Regions from separate parts of the Homo sapiens genome. Here region 1 is linked to region 2. A link is a contact called in ENCODE Hi-C or POLR2A ChIA-PET data. All regions are on one chromosome and are shown on one strand. The core of a region is the stretch at or near the end of the contact, and the rest is flanking DNA. Distances in the headings are between cores, read along the strand shown. Region 1 holds the start of BATF (basic leucine zipper ATF-like transcription factor). Region 2 holds the start of IFT43 (intraflagellar transport 43).

The links. A loop is a pair of places that touch in the nucleus more often than their neighbours do. ChIA-PET counts read pairs that join two places held with the same protein, here RNA polymerase II (POLR2A). Pooled maps may share reads with other maps.
Region 1: a map of naive thymus-derived CD4-positive, alpha-beta T cell shows a loop between it and region 2 (7-fold over the local background). The contact joins the promoter of BATF here to the promoter of IFT43 in region 2. A Hi-C loop is called at or near these places in 1 of 168 maps with a recorded cell type or tissue (naive thymus-derived CD4-positive, alpha-beta T cell), 1 of 37 single-sample maps with no recorded cell type and 7 of 50 pooled maps. POLR2A ChIA-PET finds 5 or more read pairs at or near these places in 1 of 52 experiments (PC-9).

What each region holds. Positions count from the first base shown.
Region 1 is chr14:75,518,763-75,525,452 of GRCh38, forward strand. BATF (basic leucine zipper ATF-like transcription factor) reads left to right here and starts at 3,707. Exons shown (of 3, transcript NM_006399.5): 1 at 3,707-3,983; 2 at 6,322-6,426. The coding sequence starts at 3,921. It overlaps LOC105370572 (a long non-coding RNA gene), which reads left to right. Exons shown (of 3, transcript XR_944037.3): 3 at 1-1,012. RefSeq lists an enhancer at 3,675-4,004.
Region 2 is chr14:75,982,624-75,989,719 of GRCh38, forward strand. IFT43 (intraflagellar transport 43) reads left to right here and starts at 3,140. Exons shown (of 9, transcript NM_001102564.3): 1 at 3,140-3,217; 2 at 6,262-6,354. The coding sequence starts at 3,164. It also overlaps a transcript of TGFB3 not described here. RefSeq lists enhancers at 1-6, 2,793-3,294 and silencers at 47-166, 3,121-3,430.

The DNA.
Region 1 (6,690 bases), core at 2,457-4,956, 460 kb before region 2:
ATTCATATACTATTCCCGGTACACAGTAAGTAGCATATGGCAAGGATGCTAGGTATAGTTGTGCAGGTTGTTCACTGTTCAAGGGCTCCAACCTGAGAGGTCAAGTGAGGGCTTGCCAGGCCATACGCTTTGGTATGAGGTTGCCTACCTAGAGGTGGCGCTGTTTTCTAGTTTGTACCAGGCCCTATATCAGCCAGCTGTCAGCATAAGGGTTTGTAGTATCCAGCAACCACTACCTTAATACTATCTTTAGGCTTTAGGCTGATGTTCACTGAGCGCATGCCAGTTTTATTATAACTGTTACTTGGTAGCTTCCTGGAGTTCTCCAGGATAACATCAGTGGGATGTGTATATCCCAAACCTTGCCATTACCATTCAGATACAATGCTGAAAATCAAATAAAAAATATTAGCAAGGTAAAAAGTTTAAAATCCTGCAGGACAATATTATATATTGCTTAGGCATACATACAGGTTTGGTTCAAGTATAGAAAAATGCATAAGAATGATAAACCCCACATCTGGATAATGGGTTACCTGGGGTGGGGAGGAAGCGGAATTAGAAAGGGATGAAGGAAGCTTCGGCTCTATTCATAATTTATTTCTTCAGCTTAATGGTGGCTACATAAGTGTTTATTATTTTTTAATCTTAAATATTTAAAAATAATGTATAATTAATACTATTAAATAAGACCCGTCTTTTTATGTAAAAACTAATTTTGCATTTCTCTCATTAGTCTCTGTTAAATATTAAATCAGTACATTGATTGGGAATGACAGAATCAAGCAATCATTCATTCAACAAGTGTTTACTTGTTGAATGATAGGATGTTCAAAGAGCTAAGAACTTCATCCATACGCTGTAATACTTAGAACGCTTGTAACATTTATAATAACCTGTTTGGTTATTTGACTATGTTTTCTTTTTTCTGTGAGAGCAGAGTCTCTGTCTTATTCATATTTAAGAATTCTGCTCTGTAATAGGTGATAAATAAATGTTAATTTAAACCGAATGAAACATAAATATGACTATTATTGTCCTGAAAGGGCTTTCAATACACTAGGATAATGCAGGTCATAAGTGCCATAAATGAAGAGCAAAGTGAATTCACTTATGCATTCATTCGTTTGAAAACCATTTACTCGGCATCTGTTAGGTACTGAGCATATGACTATAAACAAGAGAAACACAGACTTTGGTTTTTACAGGGCCCACTTCTCACCACTTTCATCACTGTCTAACTGGCCTATGCTGCCAGCATCTTTTGTTTGGATGGTTGCAGTAATCCAATACTGAAATCCTGACTCATCTCCCTGCTTCCACTTTGCTCCCCTATCGTAAAATCTCAACTGTGTCCAGAGAGATCCTCTAAAAACCTAAGTCAGATCATGTCACTCCTCTGCTCTGACACCTCCAATGGCTTCTCATCTGTAGGAGATTGTAGAAATTGCCACAATTAGTTAAATTTTTCCTATCGAGAAGTGAAGTCTGTTTCTCAACTCATTGAGTCTGAACTGGCCTTGTGACTCTCCTCGGCCAATAGAATGTGGCAGGTTCTGAGTTCTGTGCTAGCTCTGAGCCTGGGTTCCATGGGGCTTCGAATGCTTCTGCTCCTACTCTTGGAATCCTGCCACTATCAAATAAACATGCTCCGACCAGCCTGTTGGTGGATGAGAGACCATGTGGAGGAGAAATGCCCAAGGCAAAGCCAGGCCAGACCAGTCAATTATCAGCCAACCTACCAGCTGTCTGAGGACACATGACCGAGCCTAGCCGAGATCAGCCTAGCCCAGCCTATCCCCAAAGAACCTTTCAGATGACCCACAGACTCATGAGCCAAATAAATGGCTTGAGTCATCGAAGTTTCTGGTAGTTTTTTGGGCAGCGAACACTGATAGACTATCTCATTTAGACAAAAAGTCAAGCTTCTTTTTACTAACTGTATCCTCAGTACTTAGTGCCTGGCACATGGTAGATGCACCATGAACGTTTGTTGAATATATTAATAAAGGTGTAAATGGTTTTAACATTCTATTGAGGGAAACAGGAAAAAGATAAATCAGTAAACGAATAAAATAAGTATAAAATTGGGTAACTGCTATGGGAGAAATGAATAGTAGCTGAGGTAGAGGATAAGAATGAAGGTGGAAGGGGAAACCCTCCATGGGCTCACTGTGTCTTTCAGAATGAAAGCTAAAATCCTGATGTTGGCCTCTAAGGCCCTCCCTGACCGGGCCATTACCTCACTGACCTCATCGCCTGCCACTTTTGCTGCCTCTGATATCCAACTACCTGGCCCCCCTGCTCTTTTTCCAATACTCAAGCACACTTCCACCTCAGGTCCTGGAATGTCCTTCCCTGAGACACTCACCATTCACTCCCTCTCTTTCTTCGAATCTCTGCTCAGGTATCCCCTCTTTGGGCAAGGCCCTTCTGACCACCCAGAATTCCCTAACCTCCAACCCTGCTTTATTTTCCTCCATAGGAAAGGAATTTTGTCTTACTTAATTTAACCTTAGGGCAATATTGTCTTAGTCTAGAAATTCAGCTCATGGATACAAAAATCCTCTAGGAGCCGTAACTTCCTGTCAATCCTAAAATTTAATAAGGCAAATGTTTGGCTTCGAGCCATACTGGGAATAAGGTAAGGCCTTTTGAAAAAGCCACGATGCCCAGGTGAGGGTTGAATTGATCACTGAGAACCCTACAAATGCGCTCATGGCAAGGCTGGGAATACCCTACACTTACCCTCTCGGTCATTTACTTCAGAGTCTGCGGGGCATTCTAATCCGCGTTGTCATTTGCTTTGTGCCACATTCCTAAGAGGTAGGCAGGGCAGGTTTTATCATCCTCTGTTTACAGATGAAGATAATGAAGGTCACATAGCTCAAGTGAGCTACCCAGGGCCACAGACATACAAAGTGGTAGAACCAGAATTTAAATCTTGGTTGGTCTGACTCCAAGTGTAGTATTTGTTTCACTTTTTCTTTCTTTCTTTCTTTCTTTTTTTTTTTTAACTGTTTCTGCATTCTGGGTTCTGACCAGGTGACCTTGAATCATAAAGATTCAGGGCCTGTCTTGAGCTGCTCAATATGGAAGGCATCTTTTCTCTAAAGAGTGTGAGCTCCCTGCCAAGCAGCACAGGCGCTTAATAGGCTTTCAGAGCAGCAATTCTAGAACCTCCCTTGTGGCTTTCTGATCTCCCACAGCCCTTGTGTTTGATGGTCAGGAAAGGAGAATACCCTTGGATCGTCTTATCTCCAGACCACCCCGAGGCTGGCTGGACTTAAGGGGTGAGGAAAGACAAGATGGGTGAGCAGCTGCTTTCGGCTGAAAACCAGAAAGAAATCCCAGTGTTTTTGCTTTATTTTGGTTTAAAAATCAAGTCGTATGACAATGGAAACATTTTCCTGGTTGTCCTCTCCTCTCTGCCCATGTTGACAGAAGACGGACTTGCTAATTCTGGCTGGGGTTTTTCCCTGCCTGGGCTGTTTTTCTCTTTTATCTTCATCAATTGAAGAGGGCTGCTGTGTCTTTCAAACTGTCGGAAGGTATCTGTATTTTTTTTTCTTTCACATAATTCTGTAGGTCTTTTCCCAGATATGTATTTTTCTCTCTAACTTCTAACTCGCTGAAGTTTCCGCCCATGTGACTTCCAGCGTGAGTTACCAGAAACCACAAGAGAGAGAGAGAGCGTGCAAGCCCCAAAGCGAGCGACATGTCCCTTTGGGGAGCAGTCCCTCTGCACCCCAGAGTGAGGAGGACGCAGGGGTCAGAGGTGGCTACAGGGCAGGCAGAGGAGGCACCTGTAGGGGGTGGTGGGCTGGTGGCCCAGGAGAAGTCAGGAAGGGAGCCCAGCTGGTGACAAGAGAGCCCAGAGGTGCCTGGGGCTGAGTGTGAGAGCCCGGAAGATTTCAGCCATGCCTCACAGCTCCGACAGCAGTGACTCCAGCTTCAGCCGCTCTCCTCCCCCTGGCAAACAGGTAGAGTCCTCCTTTTTCTCTCTCCTACCTTCTGATTCTCCTGGGGGATGGAAAGAGAGCCAGGCTTCCTTGTCCTGCCCAGGGAGCTGAGGATGGAGGAAGTGGCTCGTTGCACGGGCACTCTGTTAGACTTAGGACATGGAATTTGCTACTAAGCTGTGCATATTGGCAGAGATCCTCATCCTTCCACCCATTCTGCCAAAGCCCCTTTTTCTCTCCATTTTCCAAGGCTGCCTATCACCTCTGCCTCACTGGGGTTGCCACCCTAAAAAGCTTTCTAGGAAGCAAAGAGGAGGATGAACATCAAAGAATGCAGAGAAAAGAGTCTACTGTTCTCCAAGGCTGTAGAAAAGTGAGAGGAGTTTTCAAGTGGGCCGCTGGCATGCACAGCTCAAATCCTAGATATGCAGTTTCCCAGGAGACAGCCAATAGGGAAGGGGAGAAAAGGGGTTAGGGAAAAGTTAAAAAAAAAAAAAAAGAAGAAGAAGAAGAGGAAGAAGGAGGAGGAGGAGGAGAAACCCAGGCTAGCATAGAAGGATCTCTCTACTGGGGCACTGCCTCTGTTGCTAGCACAGCCAGCAAGGGGAGATGCTAGAGGTCCAGCCAATATCTCTTTGCTTGTGGCTTCTGGATAGGAGCAAGGAAATGAATGAGGAGGTGGCTCTGGAAATTTGTTGGAAGACATTTGCTGGTAGTTCATCTTAGCTCTGGGGAAACCAGAGAGACTGAGATAGGGATTGTGGGAGCATTTGGAGTCTAGATTGTGACTTCCAAGTCCAAAGGTTTTAGCTTGAGGATTACCAAAAAAGGAGTGCCCTGCCCATCTCACAGCTTCTAGGGTTTTGTTCTGCACCACACTCTTGACATCCCTTGCTGTAGGAAGCCCTCCTCTTTCTCATCCGACATGTATCCGTGGGTTAAAATTTTCTCAACCTTCATAGTTTAAAAACTTCATTCTTTCCTTAGCACAGATATCCACAAGGGTTTTCAAAATGCTGCAGCCAAAATAAAAGTATATAAATATTGAACAGGGCGTATATCCTAAGCCTCTAATAACGGAGCAGCAGGCTGGGATGAGTCTGGGTGGAGACCTCTAGAAGGCACAGAATCCAGTCTGCTGCTCAAGATGGTGTCAGAGTGGCTCTGACTGCCTGGAAGTTTGTACTTTTCTTAGGAAGGAAATTACTCATGGCTTCCATGGTAACCTGGTGCCCCATCCCCCTTAGAGGAAGAGCACTTCCTTCCTATCTATGCCAATGACCTCCTACCACAAAGGCCTGAAAGTATTGGACATGTTGGTGAGCCCAGTACTTAGTGATCCCAGAGCTTTGCCCTTGGATCTGTGCCCCTCTAGCCTGTGGGAGACGTGGAAGGGAACAGGGCATGAGTTGCCAGGACTCCTACACCTACACTGCAGCATCTGGGAGAGAACTGGAGCTAACCTCTCTGCCCAGGCACAGGACATGCCTCTCTCTGGGTGTAATTAGAGAACACCCAAAGATCCCCTTATCCTACCAAGCACCCATCTACTGCCCACCACAGCCAGGTCACCTCCACCATTAACGTTCTTTTTGGCATTGATGTGCCAGGCATTGTGCTGGGGCCATGGGGAATGTCACAGTGGCTGAGCACAACGGAAGGAAAGAGGAGGCAGATCTGGGATGCACCCTCAGCTCAGGAATGCAGCAGAAGACCACATGGGGTGCAGAGTAGCTAGCGGGGAAGGGTCTTGGAAAGCCATTGGGCTCAGCACCAGAAGATGTAGCACTCTCAGATGACCAGGAGTCCTTGGGCACACTCTTAGAGCCTCAGTTTCCTCACATATAAAATGGAAATGATGATATCAACTTCACAGCATTGGGGAATTAAACAAGAGCACTTCTGAAAGAACACTTGCCCAGAGGTTGGCATATAGTAGGCACTCAACAAAGTCTGAAAAAAAGAAAACAGCTAAAAGAACAGCAAGAAGAGCCTAAAGGCCAAAAAGTGAGAGGGCGAGGGTGGAGCAGCCCTACAGAGGAGAGGTGATAAAACACACTTCATCGCCTTAACCATTTTTTTTTTTTTTGGCCAAATACAGCTCTATTGAGTCCTCAAGTTCTCTTTTCTTTTTCCTGTAGCTATTGGTCAAAAAAGTCAGAGACCTGGGAATGTGTAAGCAGGCATGGAGAAGAGCTCTCCTTCGGGTGCAGGCTTTTGGTAAATAGAGGGATGGAGGGTTCATGCAGAGACGAAGGCATGGAAGGATGGCTGGACGGATACCACACACCACCAGAGCCTGCTTTCACTCAGAAGGGAGATGCAGACCCATGTAATCCTCCCCGTCTCTGCTTCCCAGGACTCATCTGATGATGTGAGAAGAGTTCAGAGGAGGGAGAAAAATCGTATTGCCGCCCAGAAGAGCCGACAGAGGCAGACACAGAAGGCCGACACCCTGCACCTGGTAAGTGTTCAGATCAATCTTCATCCTCGTGAGCTTTAGGCTTTGCCCTCCGCCATCTGGGAACCCTTGGACCATAGCTTTGATTCTGCTTGTGTGGGGATGTGTATGTGGGGTGGGTTAGTGGAGGGTGAGGGCCGTGGGGTGAGGTAGGGAAGGGAAGCTGTCGTGAGAGTGCTTTAAGAAGGCTCTGTAGTCCGGGCGTGGTGGCTCACACCTGTAATCCCAGCATTTTGGGAGGCCAAGGCGGGTGGGTCACCTGAGGTC
Region 2 (7,096 bases), core at 1,890-4,389:
CCGCCAGTGAAGGAGCTCGGCTGGTCGGGAGCCGGGGAGGCTCGGGGGCTGGGGGCTGCGGGGTGGGGGCTGAGGGGCGGGAGAAGGGGCTGCGGTAGAGAGCGAGAAAAACAAGACCCAGGCCCCGAGGAATCGCCTCCCTCCCGGCCCGACGTGCGCACGAGCGCACCTCTCCCTCCCCGACCGCCGCTCCGGAGCCGCTCTCGCAGAAATGTCATCCAGATGTTCAGCCTCCCTCCCCGCCGAGGTCTCCGCAGGGAGCTGCGCCAGCGAGCGCGAAGTCAGCAGTTGGCCCGAGCCCATTTCCCAGATGGGTGAGGGGAAGTCGGCTCTGTGCTTTCGCTCCTCTTCTCGGCCCGAACCTCTAGGCCTTTTCCCACGAGCAGCCAAGGGAGGGTAGGGCACGTGGCTCCCCGCACCCCGCAACACAGGGCTTGCCTCTGAACTGAACTTTCCTGAGAGTGAGTGCCGCTCCCACCCCATCTCACTCCAGCCTTCCTGGACCCTTTCTGAGAGGTCTGGCTTCCAGGCCACTAACTGAAGGGGCTGTTCTCTGTATCCCAGCACAGCGGTGGGTCACTTTACGGATGAGGAAACTGAGGCATAGAGTTTTTTGTTTTTTTTTTTACAGACCACACTGCTTGTGAGTGATGGAGGCGATATTTTACACAGGCTATCTAGCTTGGGTAGGCATTACTTTCATTTGCAAAACCAATGGGAAACCTAGGGGTAGAAACTTTAAAAGTAACTTGCCCAAGGTCACATAGTTATTAGGTGTCAGCTGTTGGGATTTGGACCCAGGACGTTGCCAGATTCTGGACTTAATTACTATGCTATACTGCCTCTGAAATTTCAGAAAAAGTTTAATGTTTACTATATACCAGGCACTATTCTAGGCTCTGTGAAGAATATCAGTGAACGAAACAAAACTCCTGCCCTCAGGGAAATTTTATTTTAGAGGCAGGGGTGGGGCAGTGGAGGAGGCGATAAACTAAATAAATATGTAAATGATGTAGTACGGTAAAAAGTGCTGAGCCAGGTGCAGTGGCTCACGCCTGTAATCCCAGCATTTGGGGAGGCCCATGCAGGAGGATTACTTGAGCTCAGGAATTCGAGACCAGCCCCAGCAACACGGCGAAACCCAGTCTCTACAAAAAAATGGAAAAATTAGCCCGGCATGTTGGCGCAGGCATCTACTTGGGAGGCTGAGGCAGGATAATCACTTGAGCCAGGGAGGCAGAGTTTACAGGGGGCCAAGATTGCACCACTGCACTCCAGCCTGGACGACAGAGCAAGACCGTGTCTCAAACAGACAAGCAAACAAACAAATGTGGTGTGGCAGAAAATCAAGCAGGGAAGGAGGATGGGGTGTGCCTAGGTTGGGGGATGTTGCAGTTTCAAATAGGGTGATAAGGGAAGGCCTTTGAGCAGACAGTTGCAAGATAGGAAGGAAAATTATTAAAGTTATACTTTTTTGGACTCCACCTCTACCAAATCAGTCTCCAGAGCTGAGGCCCTGGCATCTCTGTTTCTTTACAAACCTCACACGTGATTCAGGTGCTAAGCAAGTTCTGGAAGCTACTACTGCAGGGTACCTCTCTGCCCAGAGTGAGGACCATTTGCCTTCTGTTTTCAGCAAGTTGGGGAAGAAGTGGGGGTGAAGGTCTGGAAACTGACTATAAGGTGATGGTCGTATGCTGTGAGCTTACAAGAAATGGAAAAATCCAAAGATTAATCCCTTCTTCCTCATCTGGTGCCGAAGAAGAAGGGAACAAGGGATTCATTGGAGCCTATATTTCATCTGTCTTGGATTTTTGGCAATGAGTGTTTCTTCAGATTAAAATCTAACAAAGTATTCTCACTGAGAAGCAAGTTAACAAAGGATCTTAGAGATAATCTCTAAAGTAATTACAAGGGAGGAAACTGATAGCGGAAAGGGCTCTGCTCTGACTACACAGGTAGTTTTCAGGAGAGCTAAGATGAGAACACAGCTCTTCTGATATCCAGGCCAGTGCTCTTGCTGTCACAGGCATGCTAACACACAGTCCTATCCAGTAACATGTGTGACTGAACTGAGTGATTTACTGGATATTTAAGAAATGCTTGCAATGAGGTTTCAGGGGTGCTACTCCCACTTCCGAATCCTTGCTTTTAACCTGTGTCCATCCAGGCCTTCCCCTCAACATAATACTGGAATGTTGTTTGCTTTCAGGGCTATCAGCCCATCTCCTATGGATCTCAGCCAACCAGTGTCAGGGACCTGGCCAGTGATATTGACTTGGAGATCTCATATGAAGAGTCAACAAAGACGCAACTTAAATGCCCCATTAGGCTGGGAATTTGTGGTACATCTCCCTCTGCCAGCCTAGGAGAATGGCTGGCACCCAGTAGTATGTGCTGGAGATAAATACTCCAGTAATGTCTGGTGTCAGAAGGGCATTTGGCTCTGCTGCTTGGCACTTAGGTGATTTTCCTCAAGCCCCTTCTTTGTACCTCAGTGTGCTTTATTGTTGTGTTAGAGATACTACTGCTACTCACTTTGCGGGATTATTGGGATTTAATGAGATATTGAATATTTGTACTTTTGAAAGTTATTACTACTCAGCTATTTGATGTGTTGATTCAGCCTCTCTGTAAACTTCTTGAAGGCAGAGATTATGTATATTGCAGTTTCCATAATTCATGGTAAACCATTTATTACACCTGATTCCCTGTTTTCTCATCTGTCAAATGGAAACAATACCACTTATCTTGCTTCCCACACAAGGTTGTTAATGCCCCTCACGTTAAGCCAATAACTGTGACGGCCTTCTGTACCTTGCAAAGAGCTGTACAAGTGGGAGGCATCAGTATAGCAGTAGTAGTGCTTTGCACTTAATATATTGATATATTTAAACAGAGCTACAAATACAGACAGTTCCTAACGACCAAATTATTTTACCGTCTCGCAGGAGCAGCGTTGGCGAGTTTTAATAACCGGAGGTTGCTTCCAGATGTCAAGCAAGGCAGATTTAAGAAAGATTCGGTAGTTTGGAGGATGGCACACAGAATCCAGGAACCATGCTGCGTACCCTTTAAAAATTGGGGTGGAGGGGCGGGGCTGTTAGCAGGGACGCGTCTGGGCCAGTCGGTTTCCAGGAAGTGACGTCAGGCGGCCGCGGAGATGGAGGATTTGCTCGACTTGGACGAGGAGCTTCGCTACAGCTTGGCTACCTCCGTGAGGACCAATTCGGGGGCCTTGGGGGCCAGGATTTGGCGGGTGGGGAGGAGCGACCCCGCCGGCCCCGACTTCTCTGAGGCGACTCAGGGCGGCAGGCCTCGCGCCGCGCCGGGTGAGGCCCAGAAGGAGGCAGCCTCACCGCCCCGCCCCCAGGCCACTGTGGGCTCCGCCGCTGCTGGCCTGGGGTTTGCTTTCTTTAAAATCCTCAGAAAGTAGAAAACACCCTGTCCCCGCCGGCGTCTAGGACCGTGGGAAATTTCCGAGCCTTTCTCCGTTTTCTAGAGCCCCGAGTGCGAACTTCCCCAGAACAGATCGATCACAGGGTGATAGGGGAGCCCCGGCCGGGGTCGCACTCGCTCCCATCCTAGAGTTTTTCCTTTGGGACACCTCGTCGCAGAAGTTCCTGCAAAAGCCGCACTGTTTTATGCATGGAAGGGAGGCAGGCAGGGACGGCCTTTCTTCCCGGTAATCCCCGTGGGGAGGTGGGAGTTAACCTCAGTTACCTCAGTAGTTAAGGAAACCAAGACCGATTTGTAACGTGAGGGAGTGATTAGGTGCTCAGGCACTGAGGCCAGATGGAGCATAGAGCTGTTGCCTGGGTTCAAAAAAAAAAAAAAAACCTAAAAAACGATTTAACCTTTCCGAGCCTTGGTTTCCTTATGCCTAGAATGGAGGTGTTACAGTGAAAAGGAAATGCAACAATACATGGGAAGCGTGTAACTCAGTGCTTGGCATATGTTATCACGGAAGAGGTCAGAAGAGGTTAGCTACTGCTGCCTATGAGGCTGTGGTTTACCCAGCGTTATAGTTAGTAAATAATGGAGCTAGATTCAAGACCCAAGTTCAGTGTCTACCTTCCTCCTTTGTAACCCCCATCAGGCCTTTTTATCTTTAAAACTGGTTAGGATCGCACTTACTAAAAGATTGGGCCCCAGAGCAAGTCTTTAGTGTCTGCTGTGAAATCTCTAAGTGTTTTGAAGGTCACCAGGCCTGCTGATACGTGAATGTTTTTTAGTACCTGGGGATGTGAATGTAGTTATTCATTCATTCAACAAATATTTATTGAGCCCCTACTGTGTATCAGGCAGTGTCCTAGGTGCTGGAGATACAGCAATGAATAAAGCAAAGTTCCTGCCCTCATGTGATTATGTTGTAGTGGGAGAAGATGGGCAATAAATAGACTACATTTAACATACACAAAAATCAGGCAGTAAAGAAGTTTTTCTACCCTATGGATCTATACAGGGTCTTCAAAAAGTTTAAAACCTTGAAATACTTAAAAATTATTAGAGAAAACACCTGTGAACAGCATTTAGCGACAAGATCATTGAATTTTTGTTTTAGCACAACCGCCATATGTAGGATGCTGTATTCAGATACTCAGTGCTGTGACAAATGGAAAAGGGCAACCATGGTGAAGGGATGGAATTGTCTGACTTGAGAAGAAAATAAGCTGCTTATTATCAGAAAGATTGTTTCCACCATCCCTGAAACCTAAATGACACTACAATTTGAAGTGTCGACATTGCATAAGAGTTTTTACGAGCTCTTCTGTAACCCCTCTCAGTTTAGTGGGGCAGTCAGTCCTTAGAACATCTTAAAACAAGTTTCAGCAGGGTAGAGTGGAAAGCACCCAGGAAACCCAGGATCTGAAATCAGAAGGCTTTGCTCCTAGGTTTATGTCAGCCACTTCATCACCTTCCTAGGCCTCAGTTTCCTCCTTTGTAAAATGACAGCAGTCTCAGTTTCTGTCCATTATTGTGAGAATCAAAGGAAGCCACATTAAATGAGATCTAAAAGTGCTTATATTAATGCTGTTTTTTTTAAACAAAGTAAGCAAAAGTATAAATATTTCAGCACCCAAGAGTCTGACTAAATAAAGTTTTGTTTATGTGCTGGGAAGCCTTAGAGGCAGAGTCTCCACCGGAGGGCCTTGGGAAACACCTGCAAATGATTCATTTGATGGCCAAGAATTTTGAAGTGCTCTGATTTCCAAAGATAATGTCTCAAAATTCTTGTACTAGATTTCCCTTAATGTCTGTAAAGGCAAACCCAGTTACTGTACATATCAGAGCAAATGCTGTTTTCCATTTACCATGGAATTTAGGAATTCTTTCCAAAAGCCTGTTTGATAATGATTTTCATGCCAAGCTGCAGATTTGAAATTAAGCCTTCCTAAAATCCTGCGTAGGAACATGGGAGCATTTACCACCTTCTTCTCTGACCTGTGGCATGAGGTATCTGCCCATTCTAGAGGAATTTGTAACTGCATTTCTTTGGGTAGAAAATAGAATTTTCTTTTGCCATCTCTATAGCTGTTGAAAGAAAACCTTGTCCAGCCTGGGCAGCACAGGGGGACCCCATATCTACAAAAAAATAAAATAAAGTATCCAGATATGGTGGTGTGTACCTGTGGTCCCAGCTACTCAGGAGGGCAAGGTAGGAGGATCACTTGAGCCTAGGGGGTGGAGGCTGCGGTGAGCACTCCAGCCTGGGCAACAGAGTGAGAACCTGTCTTAATTTCCTATTTTCCTATCAAATAGAACTGACCTCAGGTGCTTTGTTTTAAGGGGTTTTAGAGGGTTTTCTAAAAACATGTCCAAGTAACTCAAATCCCGTTCTCCACCACATCATCATAAATCCAGTCCTTGCTTACCTTCCCAGGCTTGTCATCTTTTTTTTTGTTTTGTTTTGAGATGGAGTCTTGCTCTGTCACCCAGGCTGGAGTGCAGTGGCACAATTTCGGCTCACTGCAACCTCCGCCTCCCAGGTTCAAGCGATTCTCCCGCCTCAGCCTCCCAAATAGCTGGGACTACAGGCGCCCGCCACAACGCCAGGCTAATCTTTTGTGTTTTTAGTAGAGACGGGGTTTCACCGTGTTAGCCAGGATGGTCTGGATCTCCTGACCTTGTGATCTGCCTGCCTCGTCCTCCCAAAGTGCTGGGATTGCAGCTGTGAGCCACTGCGCCCGGCTGGATTGTCATCTCAGTAGTGGCCCAAATGACATTTGGGTCAGCAGTGCCTTCTGTTTCTCCTTACAGAGGGCCAAGATGGGTCGCCGAGCTCAACAGGAGTCAGCGCAGGCCGAGAATCACCTCAATGGCAAGAATTCCTCTTTGACTCTGACTGGAGAGGTGGGTGCTAAAAAAAAAGAAAATCTGAAGAAATACTGTTTAAGAGTTAGTGATTCCTTAATGACCAAGGATTTGGTATTCCATATTTCTTCTCTTGAATGCCAACCCTTTCTCCTGTCTTGATTTGGGAATTCCCTTCCTTGGCATTTGTCCTTGTAGCAGGAAATGGAAGAACTTTTTTTCCTTGATGCCAGACTAGTTTCTGTGCATTTCCTTATATTCTTAATGTAGAACTTTTTATGTTAGCTGAAGCAAGGGACTGGGAAGTTTCAAAATCCAGTAGGATTCCAGGTTTTTATTTCCGCTGAATAAATGCCAGTGAGGCAGACTGGTGACGTAAGGTTGGATTACACAATTGGACATTGCTCTCGGTGGTGACCTGCGCTTTCTACAGTCTTCCGGCAGGAAGCAGATCATTTACTGGCCTTACTTTCCTGGAAACTTTTCCGAGTAGCCTGGAATTATGGGAAATGATCCAGCTTCTTTGTGGAGGGTGGGTAATTCTGATGAGCAATACTTTTTACTGCCAGGGCACTACTTTTGGCAGCTTACTCAGAGCCCCTTTTTACCTTCCTCTGTCCATTTGAAAAAACTTTGCAAAAGTCAGCCTCAGGGTCATCCTCTGCCAGAAGTTAGCTCTTCTCTAACCTCTCCAGGCTGACTTAGCAGTCCTTCCTTTCACTTCCCATAGTACCTATTGTGAACATATGCCATTATATGTGAATTGTCTTTTTACATGTCT